Linked DNA regions of Homo sapiens: all the other regions are linked to region 3. Evidence: chromatin contacts called from ENCODE Hi-C or POLR2A ChIA-PET data. All regions are on one chromosome and are shown on one strand. The core of a region is the stretch at or near the end of the contact, and the rest is flanking DNA. Distances in the headings are between cores, read along the strand shown. Region 1 holds the start of BICDL1 (BICD family like cargo adaptor 1). Region 2 holds the start of ANAPC5 (anaphase promoting complex subunit 5). Region 3 holds the start of COQ5 (coenzyme Q5, methyltransferase). Region 4 holds the start of CAMKK2 (calcium/calmodulin dependent protein kinase kinase 2).

Region 1 (3,156 bases), core at 413-2,912, 540 kb before region 3:
CAAGGTGGGAGGTCATAATAAAAAGTGTTAGAACATTTCCTTGCTGGAATGGTAACATGGTCAACTGCAGAAATTTAGCTCTAAGATTGATGTGGGAATCCCTCAACTGTCTGTCTCCTTTCCAGTCAACAAGTGAACAATGCCAGCCCTGAGGCCCAGGAGCTTTTCAGATTCTGGCCTTCAGTCTAAGGGTAACGATGTTAAAACTTGAATATTGTTTAGGCTCTGAATTTAATAAGCGATAAAAACCATGAGAAACTATTTGACCCATTTCAGCCTCTTGATGTTCTGAAATTTCCATCTCACTGGGATGAAAAGAAGAAAGGCATGATCCAAGTAAAAAATGGGTTGTCTGTCCAAGAGGAAAAGGAAGCATAGGGACGAATTCTAGCTTTAGATGGGATTGTTTCTGGAAATAGGAGACACGTAGCACCACCAACGAGGTCAACACCAAGGAATGACTGCAAGTCACCCAGTAGGCTCTCCAAACCTTCCTTTAATCATTGAGGAAATGTTCCTTCCATATCCACCCAATCCATCTTGGTCACAAAGGACCATTTATCTTCCTCAAGACTGCTTCTATGTGAAGAAAATAAAGAATAATGATTCACGTGATCCCTGGCGTCGGCCTGGCTAGATCTCAATCCTGACTCTACCAGTTGTAATGACCTGGGCAGACGATGCCATCTCTCAGGCTTTAATTTCCTTCTCTGTTAAAATGACAAGCGGCAGTACTGATTTTATAAAGTTCTTGTGAGGATTATCTAAAATAATGACTATCAAGCACTTAATACAGGACATGGCACACACTGAGTGCCGAATAAACGGTAGTTATTATTAGGGAGGTTCTTTGCTTCGTATTCCCATCTGTGAGCAGTTTTTTCCGTTATTTCTCCGCAGAAACCCTTTCTCTCCGGGCTGCTGATCTGCGAAGCATCTGGTCCTTCATATCCCTGAGTCATCAGCATGAAGATGCCTGGTTTCCGAAGTCCTCCCTCCTCCTACTGCTCTCTAGGGCTCCCTCTCCTGACTGCTTAGTTCTCCTGGGGGCCCAGACCTAAATTTCGTGAGGGTATGTCTTTCTCGGGGCCGGGTCACCAGTCTTGGAGGAATGTCCTCAGTCCCCTTTGCCCCAGACACCACCAGAGATGCGGCAACAGAACTCTGAGGCGCGCCCCGGCTTCCAAGTAGCTGGGGGCGGGGCCGCGCCTGGAGGTGAGCAGCAGGCGGTGGGCGGGGCCGCGCTCCGTCCGAGGTGAGAGCGAGGCCGGGTGCGAGGCCACACCCCGAGGTACGAGAGCTGAGGGCGTGGCCACACCCCAGCTCTGAGCGAGGCTGAGGGCGGAACCGCACCCCGAAGTGGGTGCAAGGCTGGGGGCGTGGCCGCGCGGTGAGGCAGCCAGGACCGTGAGGGATGCGCCAGCCGCCTCCGCAGGCGGCGCGCGCAGCCGCCCGCAGGGCGTGAGGCAGAGCAGGGGTTAAGGCCGCCGGCGCCACCTGGGCGTCGCTGAGGAGACCCGCGAGCCGGCGAATCCCGCGCGGGCGGGGCGAACAGGTGCCCGCGCGCGTCAGGCGCCGGCAAGGGGCGGGGCGAGGGGACGCGGCCGGAAGCCCGGGGCGGGGCGCTGCCGGCCCGGTGAGCCGGGAGGAGCCGGGGAAGGCAGGAAGGAGCTCGCCGGGTTGCGCGGCGCGCGATGTGGAGCCGCCGCCTCGGCCCCTGCAGCAGCAGCAGCCGCCGTCGCCGCCGCTGCTGCTGGGGCTGCCGCGGAGCCGGGGGTCATGGAGTGCGGCTGCAGAGAGCGGCCGCCGGCAACAGCAGCAGCAGCAGGAAGCGTCGCGGCGACAGCGGAGCGCAGCCCGCCCCGTGAGGCGCTGCCCGGCCGGCGGCGGCAGCAGCAGCAGCAGCGGCAGCGGCAACAGGGCGGCTGAGAACCCGGCGGCGGCGTTCCTCCTCGCTTCCTCCCCTCCCGCTTCGCCGACCCTCAGTCTCTGTTCCTGAGTCCTCCCTTCCCCAGCCTTCCCGTTCCCACCACCTACTCCGCCACTACCCCCACCCCCTCCTCCCGCGCGCGCCTGAGCAGCTGAGCCCGGGGGCGGGGGAGGGGGCGCGTGCCGCCGGCGCGGGGGAGGGGCGGGCCGGCGCGCGCCGCGCCCAGGGCTCGCGGGGACCCGGGGGCGCGTGCCGCGGCGCGAGGCGAGGCGCGGGACGCGGGGCGGCGCGGCAGGGCCCCTCCCCCCTGCAGCCTGGCGCGCGCGGGCCGGGCCGCACCGCTGCGGGCTCCGCGCGCGCGGGCCATGTCCGCTTTCTGCCTGGGCTTGGTCGGCCGCGCTTCAGCACCCGCCGAGCCGGACAGCGCCTGCTGCATGGAGCTGCCCGCCGCGGCCGGGGACGCAGTCCGGAGTCCCGCCGCCGCCGCCGCCCTCATCTTCCCCGGGGGCTCCGGGGAGCTAGAACTGGCGTTAGAGGAGGAGCTGGCGCTGCTGGCGGCCGGGGAGCGGCCGTCCGACCCCGGGGAACACCCTCAGGCCGAGCCTGGGTCTCTGGCCGAGGGGGCCGGACCGCAGCCGCCGCCCTCCCAGGACCCCGAGCTGCTGTCGGTGATCCGACAGAAGGAGAAGGATCTGGTGTTGGCGGCCCGGCTGGGTAAGGCGCTGCTCGAGAGGAACCAGGACATGAGCCGGCAGTACGAGCAGATGCATAAGGAGCTGACAGACAAGCTCGAGGTGAGGACCTCCCTCCAGGGATGGGTGGGGAGCAGGGGCCGCCCAGGCACGCGCCCGGCCCTGGGCAGTTAGGGAACCACTCACCCCCACTTCGTTGCTCACCCTACCTCGCAGAAAATCTGGAATGAATGGGGGAGGGAGGATGGAGGATTATCAGATTTCGTTGAACCCACTTGACTTCCCCACCCCGCTCACAGCAAATGGGTCCATGCGTGGCTCCAGCCGCTGTGGGCCGTTCTATATACGTACTGTACCCAGCATCTAAAATAGAGCTTACAGTATGACTATATAGCACTGAGGTGATGTCTGCATACAGAGAAATGAGGAAGTCGGGAAGCATTTAAAATATGTTGCAGGTTTTCAGAGCAGTTAATCTCTAATCAGGGTGTTAGCCTAAAGCCTTCCAGTTTGGGCGTTAAGGCCTTTAGATGC
Region 2 (3,479 bases), core at 891-3,390, 820 kb after region 3:
AGGTTTATCTTTTAAGATCCCATAATATAGAGGCCCAGGGACCCAGATCTGTTTCTGCCATCACTGTTACTCAACAGACAATGCTTATCCATCAAGGCACAGCTTCACACTTTCTGTAAGAAATCCTCGGGCCGGGCGCGGTGGCTCATGCCTGTAATCCCAGCACTTTGGGAGGCCGAGGCGGACAGATCACGAGGTCTGGAGATCGAGACCATCCCGGCTAACACGGTGAAACCCCGTCTCTACTAAAAATACAAAAAATTAGCCGGGCGTGGTGGCGGGAGCCTATAGTCCCAGCTACTCCGGAGGCTGAGGCAGGAGAATGGCGTGAACCCGGGAGGCGGAGCCTGCAGTGAGCCGTGATCGTGCCACTGCACTCTGGCCTGAGCGACGGAGCGAGACTCCGTCTCAAAAAAAAAAAAAAAATCCTCTCCATGAGTGCACTCATCCACCTCTATCGCATTTCATTCATTTTACAAAAAACTACTCAGGCATTCTAGGAGGCTTTGGGGATGTACCAGTAAACAAAAACAGGACTAAGTACTGAGCTGGTGGAGGTTACCGTCTAATGGGAGAGAAGGCCATCACTCACGTAACCATGAATATAAATGGAAAAACCACAACTGATATAGGGGAAGGTATATGCCATATGTGAACACACTAAAATGAAAATTCTAGTAATATTGAGCATTTACTACATGCTAGTAACAGTTTCTACTATTGTTCCCATTTTACAGAGAGAAAACTGAGACCCAAATGAATTAAGGAACTTAATTATCTGAGCTAAACCTGTGTCTGCAAAATGAAATAACACATGACGGCCGGGCGCAGTGGCTCACTCCTGTAATCCCAATACTCTGGGAGACCAGACGGGAGGATTGCTTGAGTCCAGGAGTTCCCGGCCAGCCTGGGTAACATGGCAAAATCCCGTCTCTACAAAAAATGCAAAAAAATTAGCTGGGCGTAGTGACCCGCGCCTGTACTCCCAGCTACTTGGGAGGCTGAGGTGGGAGGATCACCTGAGCCTGAGAGGTCGAGGCTGCAGTGAGCCGCGATCACACTACTGCACTCCAGCCTGGGCGACAAAGCGAGACCCTGTCTCAAAAAAATAATAATAATTTAAAACAAATTTTAAGTAAAGTGCTTAGCACACAGTTAAGTATTCAATCAGTGCTCGTCCTTGGCTTTATGCCTTTTTTTTTTTTGAAACGGAGTCTTGCACTGTCGCCCAAGCTGGAGTGCAGTGGCGCGATCTCGGCTCACTGCAACCTCCGCTTCCCAGGTTCTAGCGATTCTCCTGCCTCAGCCTCCCGAGTAGCTGAAATTACAGGTGCCCGCCACCACGTCCAGCTAATTTTTTGTGTTTTTAGTAGAGACGGGGTTTCACTACGTTGGTCAGGCTGGTCTCGAACTCCTGACCTCGTGATCCACCCGCCTTACCCTCCCAAAGTGCGGAGATTATAGGCGTGAGCCACTGCGCCCGGCCCGGTTTTATGGCATTTTTACTGTTTATTACGGTCCTCTAGGATAGGGAGCCTGTATGACTTATCCCTGTGTCTCCAACGCTCTATTGTATAGCCCCATTTTAAAGAAGATACAGGATCTGAGACTCTAACTCTCAGCTAATAAATACTGGAGCCAGACATGAACTTGCAAAAAAAAAAAATGCATGTAAAGCGCCTGGCCCACCGTAAACGCTCAGTACGTGTTAGCTACCGGTAGTAGCTATCTTTATTTCTTCACGTTCCTCCAGGCAGGGAGAGTATCTGATGGACACGAGTGTCCCCAAGCCCAGGGTTCCGCACAGAGCAGATGCTCAGTAAAAGTTTGCTGCACGAGCAGGAGCCAGCGGGCGCCTCTCACCTGCAGCAGGGGCAGGAGCAGCTGGTTGAGCCTCCGCCGCTCCATGAGGCTGACGGCGCCCTCGCCTGTGCGGCTCATCTCGTTCAGCAGCACCAGCACCGCGATCTTGTACGGCGTCACCCAGTCCTTGATGCCGAACACATTGGCGTGCACAACCCCATTGGTCATCATGGGATTGAAGTAGAGGCTCTCGTGGACGCTGGCCATGGCGGCCCGAGACTAAGTCTCGGGCCCGCGGCGCGCTGCCGCCAGTTGTCACCACAAGGCACAACACTACCGGGTCTACATCTCCGCCCGCCCTCACAATATCCCAGGAAACAGACATCCGCGTGCTCGCGGCATTTGTTAACCAATCAGAGCAGTCTGTCAGAGCACATGGGAGAGCGACAGCCAGTCAGAATGTACAAGAGTGCGGGGAGGGGTGCACCAAAAGACTGACTCCCTACAGAAACTTTTGCCGAGTGGGAGCAGGTTCCCAGGCTACGTGGACAGGGACCGGATGGGAGGGGAAGTCGATGCTTGGGGTCGGGGCTGAAGGGACTGAGGAGCTCCCAAAGTGGTTTTTTTGTTGTTGGTTGTTGTTGTTGGTGGTGGTGGTGGTGGTTGTCGTTGTTGTTGTTTGAGACGATATCTCGCTATGTTACCAAGACTGGAGGGCAGTGGTTATTCGTAGACGCCCTCAAAGAGCACTGCACCCTCCCAAATCCTGGGCTCGAGCGATCCTCCCGCCTTCCCGAGAAGCTGGGACTACAGGCAGCGCGCCTGGCTTGTTCATGTAATTTGAAAATAGTTCAAATAGAATGTTTAAATGATTGTGTTTAAAAGTACCGAAATTAAATTTGCACCCTTAAAGTATGTATTTATTATGTTACTTTTAAACTCAAATGTTTAGGAGTTTAACTCTGTCTTTTTAAAGATAGGAACATGAGATTTTTCTTCAGCGTTTCACAAATGCCATTTGCAGACAGCCAGATCAGGTTGCCAGTGGTCGTGTATCCTTACGTGAAATAGAACATTAGCAACATCACCTCCATGTGCTGAGTCAGTTTCCTACCTAATAAACTACAAAATCTATACTCTGCATTTCAAAGCCCTCCAAAAGCAATCCCCAGCCAACATTTTGAACCTGATTTTTCACAATTCCCCTTCCGTTCATCTGTACCTCTCCCAAGACACTTAGTTCTCTATACCCTGAATTATTATTAATGATCTGGTATCCCTATTAGTCTTTATGTCCCTTGAAAGAAAAACCACATACCATTCAACTTTGGCTATCCACATGCACACACTGTGCCTTGTGCCTTTTGTTTTGTTTTGTTTTGTTTTGAGACGGAGTCTCCTCTGTCGCCCAGGCTGGAGTGCAGTGGCGCGATCTCTGCTCACTGCAAGCTCTACCTCCCTGGTTCACGCCATTCTCCTGCTTCAGCCTACCGAGTAGCTGGGACTACAGGCATCGGCCACCACGCCCGGCTAATTTTTTGTATTTTTAGTAGAGACGGGGTGTCACCGTGTTAGCCAGGATGGTCTCAATCTCCTGACCTCGTGATCCTCCCGCCTCGGCCTCCCAAAGTGCTGGGATTACAGGCGTGAGCCACCGCGCCCGGCCTGCCTTGTGC
Region 3 (3,109 bases), core at 319-2,818:
TCCCCAATCTGGAATTCATATTTAGTTCAGTAGTTAACTTCTTCCTTGCTTGCCACTGTGTGAAATGTTGATTATACATTGATTATACATTGTAAAATGTTGATTATACATTGGCCGGTGTGGTGGCTCATGCCTGTAATCCCAGCACTTTGGGAGGCCGAGGCAGGTGGATCACGAGGTCAGGAGATCCAGACCATCCTGGCTAACATGGTGAAACCCTGTCTGTACTAAAAAAAAAATACAAAAAATTAGCCGGGCATGGTGGCGGGCCCCTGTAGTCCCAGCTACTCGGGAGGCTGAGGCAGGAGAATGGCGTGAAGCCAGGAGGCGGAGCTTGCAGTGAGCCGAGATCGCGCCACTGCCTTCCAGCCTGGGGGTGACAGAGAGAGACTCAGTCTCAAAAAAAAAAAAAAAAAAAAAAAAAAAAAAAAAAGAAACCCCGTCTCTACTGAAAATACAAAAATTAGCAGGGCACAGTGGCAGATGCCTGTAATCCCAGCTACTCAGGAGGCTGAGGCAGGAGGATCGCTTGAACCTAGGAGGCTGAGGTTGCAGTGAGCCCATATTGCGCCATTGCACTCCAGCCTGGGCAACAAGAGCGAAACTCCGTCTCAAAATAAATAAATAAATAAATAAATAAATAAAAACAACCAAAAAAACCCCTATTTTTCTCTAGAGGTAAAGAACGGGGGCTTCAGACTCAGATTAAACTGGGTTTGAATACTGGTTCCGCCACTTACTGATATGTTCAACTGGGCAACTTCTTGCTTAACCTTTAAGTCTCAATTTCCTCACGTGTAATATGGTAATAACAATACCCACTACTGGAATGTTGAAAATGAGAATTGAAAATAATGTCTGTACGTTGCCTGGCACATCACAAACGCTCAGTTGATGGGATTTAGTCATCAGTATTCTGCTTTTAAAAAGGGGGCGTCTGGCTGGGCGCGGTGGCTCACGCCTGTAATCCCAGCACTTTGGGAGGCCGAGGCAGGCGAATCACCTGAGGTCAGGAGTTCGAGACCAGCCTGGTGAAACCCCATCTCTAGTAAGAATACAAAAAAGTTAGCCGGGCGTGCTGGCGGGCGCCTGTAATCCCAGCTACTCGGGAAGCTGAGGCAGGAGAATCGCTTGAACCCGGGAGGCGGAGGTTGCAGTGAGCCAAGATCGGACCATTGCACTCCAGTGTGGGCAACAAGAGCGAAATTCTGTCTCCAAAAAAAAAAAAAATCATAACTGCACAGACAACAACACTGGAACTAATTGGATGTTAAATCAACCCTAACTGGCCAGAAGAAACCAGACCATGGACGGTCAGATCCCTCCCATCCGCCCTCTCGCCCCTTTCACCTTTGCCCCCCTTCTCCTCTTCCGACACAGTCTCAAACCCAAAGTGCGTTTCCGCTGCCCGCTTCTCTTGGGACAAGAGCCGAGCACTTAGTAGGTCCCCGGGCCAAGAGCTACGAAGCCCGAGGAGCTGGCAGCCCCGCATCGCCCGCGACCACCCACGGCCGCAATAGCTCCATAGAGCACAGCTCCCGGGGGCCGCCATCTTGGTAGTCGAGTGACAACGGCCAGAGAGTACGCCTTGTTGCGTCACTCCACGAACGACGGCGGCTGGCCGGCAACATTATTAGCCGAACGCGCCCTGAAATCTGATACACAGTTGTGCCGGCATTATCTCTAGGATCCAAAGGGTGGTCTCTAAGTATCGGAAATCCCTTCCTCTCTCTCTTCTCAAATTGAATTTACAATTCACCAGGAATCAGGGGATCTCAGGGGAGCCCCGGGTCACCTCTTAGCGGCCATGTCTCTGAATCCGGCTAGGCAGAAAAGTACTAACTCGCAAGATATCCAGGAACTCTTGTTGTCTTGTGCAGAAGGGGGAAATTGAGGCATGGTGTGGTTAAAAAGCCAAGATCACGGGCCAATTCCTGCACACTTTGTTGAGCGTAAGAATCACTTGGTTTACGTTTTAAAATGAAGATTCCTGGGTCCCCAACTACCAGAGATTTTGATCTGACCTATATCCCTTTAATCTCTATTTAAACAAATTTCTCTGGCGATTCTGATGCTAAAGATGCAGACCATTCTTGAGAAACATATGTTACACTACTCTGAAAAATAAACATAGGACAGACTTCTTTGTTCTGTCCGTTTTATGAACCTAGGAAGCTCATAAATGGGAACGAAAGCTCTGGTATCCACTTAGCAAGCCAGAACCACCACTCACACTTGGTCTCCTGCTGACACAAAGCTACATTCCTAGCTCCAGGTGGCATGTCATGGGTGTTTTACTTCAGCCCCAGATTTTCAGTCTTTTTTTAATGGCAAGGGTAATGCAGACCGTCTTGTGCAAAATAAAGAACGGACGTTGTTGAGTTTTGCTTGGATTACTGTATGTTTCTGCTTTCATTCCATTTTAAATGTATGTTTCCTGTAAATATTTCACGAGGAGAAAGCGCCAATAGAAGAAACTGTTTTGAAATGAAAATTCTCTTCCTGGTTTAATATAGCCTGACAGATGGACACCTAACCGCTTTCGTTTGGGAAGTACTGCGCTGGGATTTCTGTTTCTTTCTCTTTTATTTTAAGAATGATAGAAGGTCCTCGTTGGTATAGTGATGAGAAAAAAAAAAGGAAGGATACAAGGGCGAAATGATTCATCCATGTATTCATAATTCTCATGTCTTTGTTAAAAGAAATTAAGTGGCTGGGTGCGGTGGCTCACGCCTGTAATCCCAACACTTTGGGAGCCCGAGGTGGGCGGATTGCATGAGGTCAGGAGTTCGAGACCAGCATGGCTAACATGGTGAAACCCCGTCTCTACTAAAATACAAAAATCAGCCAGGCATGGTGGTGCACACCTGTAGTCCCAGCTATTCAGGAGGTTGAAGCAGGAGAATCCCTTCAACCCAGGAGTCACTGGTTGCAGTGAGCTGAGATTGCACCACTGCACTCAAGCCTGGGTGACAGAGCCAGACTCCATCTCAAAAATAAATAAATAAATAAATAAATAAATAAATAAAGTCTCATCAAAGAATCTTATATCTTCCATATCTAGTTATATAAAAGAATGGATCTCAGGATTTAGGGCTGTTCCTTCTGC
Region 4 (3,129 bases), core at 327-2,826, 770 kb after region 3:
GCACTCCACCCTGGGCAACAGAGACTCCGTCTCAAAATAAATAAATAAGTATTCTTATTATTATCCAAGTTAGGGGCTCATCAAATGATGGCTATTACTCTTCATTACAAAAATATGTTTTGCGTCCTCATCACCAATGCCTGCTTCCTCCATAGGAAGGGTGTGTGTCACCAATGCCTGCTTCCTCCATAGGAAGGGTGTATGAGCAGCAGTCTGGAAGGGGTATGTGGGGCTTGCCCTAAAGCTGCATTTGCATGGCATGCACACTATTTATTCTGAAACTGCATGTTTTTGTGGGGTGATTAGGGAAGAGGGTGGCTAACTCCCCCAAAGCCCTCCCCTTGTTGCAGCCCCCGCCTCCTCCAAGGAACAAAGGAGCTTATGGGGACATAAAGCCATCCTCTTCTCTCTCCTCTGGGGGCAGAGCTAGGGGAGGGGGAGTGGTAAATGGCAGCACAGCTCTAGGGCACCTGAAGTTTCTATCCCCTGCGTGGAGACTCCAAACACCAGGCTGGGGAAGGTAAAAGTAGCCTGTAGGGAGATGGACGCTGCAGGTCCCATCCGGAGGCCAGGTATCCCTCTCTTGCTGATAGCACTGAGACGCCCTCCCCAAAGCTCAGCCTTCTCGGGGAGATCGGAGGGGCTGAGCTGCATCCTGTCCAGCACTAAGTGAGAGTGGCCAGGAGGGCAGGCTGGCAGAGCTGTGAAAGCACCCACTTCCCCAGCTAGGCAGTGCAGGGGCTGGGGGAAAGCCAGGAAAAGCTCAAGGCTGGGTCGGGTGGCACCCCAGGCACAGAGCCCCAATGCTGAGAGGGGCTGGGTCCAGTGTCCCTGAGAGTCAGGCGGACGCCTCTCCGCATTCACAGCATACTGCAACCCCGAGGTGAATTTAGGTCAGAAGGACCAAGCCTGTGAGGCTCCGGCTGAGAGAAGAGGTGCGGTGGGGGTGGTCAAAGGGCAGACCGAAGACAGCCAAAGGTCCCCTAGGTCCCCACAACTGCTGGCCTAGGGTCCTGCCACCTGGTGTCCAAGCCACCAGGGCCTGGGTTTGCCCCGAGACAGGCAGGCTGCGGGGTGGGGGTGCTCCAAGTCCGCTGGTCCTCTCTTCCCCGGAACGCTCCAGATTTCCCCACCTGTCAAACGCGAGGGGCTGGGCCTAGGCCGCCTCCACGAACCCTGACGGACCCGGCCCCCGGTGACCCCGGTTCCAAACTCCAGGACCGCCCCTGCCACCCGGACAGGGCGCGGCCCAGCCGAGGAGGCCATCCCGAGGCCCAGGGCGCCCAGAGGACGCGGGGGAAGGGCTGTCGGGGACCGTGTCCCTCCACGTGGCGGGGCGTGGGGAGGCGCACGTGGGGTCCCTCCGTGTTGGGAGCCCCAGGCCAGCCTCCGGGCTTTGTGTGCCATGCCGGCGGCGGTCCCCCGCCTCGAGAGGGAAACGGAGCGGGCGCCCGGGGCCGCGGCGGCTGCGTCCCTTGCCCCGGGCCCGGCTACCGCCAGCTCACCTGGGCTCCGCGCCGCCGCCGCCTCCCGCGCTCTGCGCCCCCAGCTCGGCTCGGCTCGGCTCAGCTTGCTCTGCGCGGCCGCGCGCTCCTCTCCTCCGCCCGGGCGGCGGGCGCGCGGGGGGCGGGGGCGGGAGGAGCCGCCCGGCTCGGCTTGGGCGCGTCGCCGCCCCGGGCAGCGCGGGGATTGGCCACGGCGGCGGGAAACCCGAAAGCGGAACCGCCCGCGCCCGCCGCGCACCGCCCCCTGCGCGCCCCCGCCGGCTCGGCCCTGCGCCGGGGAGGGGTGGGGAGGCGGGAGCCTGCAAAGACGAAAGTAGCGAAGAGGCGAAGGGCAAGGAGCAGAAAGGGAGGAGGCGAAGAACGGGGGAAGAGAGGCCCGGCCGGGAGGATCGGAGGCGGCTGGGAGGAGAGCCTGGAGGGGCGCGGAGCGCAGGAGGTGGCGCCGCAACTTTGTACCCGCTCGCCCGCGGCGCGCACCTGCCCAGGTTCTTCCCGCGGCGCCCTCGGGCGGGCCGCGCCGGCAGCGCTTGCTTTGTTTAGCCAAATGCCGGGGCTGCAGGGCGCCTCCGGGCTGACCCTGGGAAAGTTCCCCCAAGCCGGCAAGAACACCCGGGGCCCCTCCTGTGGCGACCCGGCTGCTGCCCCTGCGCTAGGCGCCGGGCGGTGGATGCGGCCTGGACTTTGGGCCACCACCGACTCGGGGGAGCCCCCTTCCGCAGCTGCCTGCCGACTGACCACTTGCTCAGGGCCGGCCCTAAAGGCTGGGGGAAGGCGTTCCTCTCCCATCCCCAGCCCACCTGGATGCACCATTGAAGTTCATTCTGGCTTTTCCAGATGGCTACTTAGATGCTTTTTGTGAAATACAGCATATTCTTCCCATTCTCCCCTTTTTGGCACTTACTTTGCTGGAGCCTTAAGTGTGCGTTGGATCCCCCAGCTGGATAACAGCACTGTGCGGGGAAGAGGAGAAACGAAGACCTGGAGGGCTCCCTGAACCGTCCTACGGGGTCGAGCGACCCAGGGGATGTCTCACTGACCCTGCCAAACAGCCAAAAGGGAATCGAGTTGACAGGAGAGTCAACCTCCAAGTTAATAAAAGGTTCAAAGCCCTCTAGTTAACTGGGTGGATTTCCAGCCCGTTCCGATGTGCTTCTCTTGTATTTCTAGGCCGTAGGGACACTCACATGCAACGAGCCAATGAGAGCTCCACCCCGACTCCCTTTTTTTTTTTTTTTTTTTTCTTTTCTGAAACGGAGTCTCGCTCTGTCGCCCACGCTGGAGTGCAGTGACGCGATCTCGGATCACTGCAACCTCTGCCTCCCAGGTTCAAGCAGTTCTCTGCCTCAGTCTCCCGAGTAGCTGGGATTACAGGCGCCGGCCACCATACTTGGCTAATTTTTGTATTTTTCGTAGAGATGGGGTTTCACCATGTTGTCCAGGCTAATCTTGAATTCCTGACCTCGTGATCCACCCGCCTTGGCCTCCGAAAGTGCTGGGATTACAGGTGTGAGTCACCGCGCCCGGCCCACTCCCATTTTTTTTTCTTTGTTTTTTTTGTTTGTTTGTTTGTTTGTTTGTTTGTTTGTTTTGAGACAGGGTCTCTCTGTGTTGCCCAGGCTGGAGT

The links. A loop is a pair of places that touch in the nucleus more often than their neighbours do. ChIA-PET counts read pairs that join two places held with the same protein, here RNA polymerase II (POLR2A). Pooled maps may share reads with other maps.
Region 1: a loop to region 3 is called in a pooled map, with 4 times the contacts of the local background. The contact joins the promoter of BICDL1 here to the promoter of COQ5 in region 3. A Hi-C loop is called at or near these places in 3 of 50 pooled maps. POLR2A ChIA-PET finds 5 or more read pairs at or near these places in 2 of 52 experiments (H1 and activated T-cell).
Region 2: a pooled map shows a loop between it and region 3 (4-fold over the local background). The contact joins the promoter of ANAPC5 here to the promoter of COQ5 in region 3. A Hi-C loop is called at or near these places in 6 of 50 pooled maps. POLR2A ChIA-PET finds 5 or more read pairs at or near these places in 2 of 52 experiments (AG04450 and B cell).
Region 4: a pooled map shows a loop between it and region 3 (8-fold over the local background). The contact joins the promoter of CAMKK2 here to the promoter of COQ5 in region 3. A Hi-C loop is called at or near these places in 1 of 37 single-sample maps with no recorded cell type and 5 of 50 pooled maps. POLR2A ChIA-PET finds 5 or more read pairs at or near these places in 3 of 52 experiments (A673, activated B cell and activated T-cell).

Annotation. Positions count from the first base shown.
Region 1 is chr12:119,987,574-119,990,729 of GRCh38, forward strand. BICDL1 (BICD family like cargo adaptor 1) reads left to right here and starts at 1,663. Exons shown (of 10, transcript NM_001367886.1): 1 at 1,663-2,724. The coding sequence starts at 2,296. RefSeq lists silencers at 1,211-1,270, 1,291-1,930, 2,211-2,300, 2,351-2,420, 2,431-2,640 and 1 more and enhancers at 1,334-2,307, 2,308-3,156.
Region 2 is chr12:121,350,271-121,353,749 of GRCh38, forward strand. ANAPC5 (anaphase promoting complex subunit 5) reads right to left here and starts at 2,141. Exons shown (of 17, transcript NM_016237.5): 1 at 1,864-2,141. The coding sequence starts at 2,070. RefSeq lists enhancers at 1,216-1,891, 1,884-2,143, 2,568-3,243, 3,244-3,479.
Region 3 is chr12:120,527,590-120,530,698 of GRCh38, forward strand. COQ5 (coenzyme Q5, methyltransferase) reads right to left here and starts at 1,569. Exons shown (of 7, transcript NM_032314.4): 1 at 1,351-1,569. The coding sequence starts at 1,552. RefSeq lists enhancers at 559-1,329, 1,330-2,099, 1,446-1,905.
Region 4 is chr12:121,295,133-121,298,261 of GRCh38, forward strand. It overlaps CAMKK2 (calcium/calmodulin dependent protein kinase kinase 2), which reads right to left and starts at 1,577. Exons shown (of 17, transcript NM_001270485.2): 1 at 1,506-1,577. RefSeq lists a silencer at 1,113-2,262.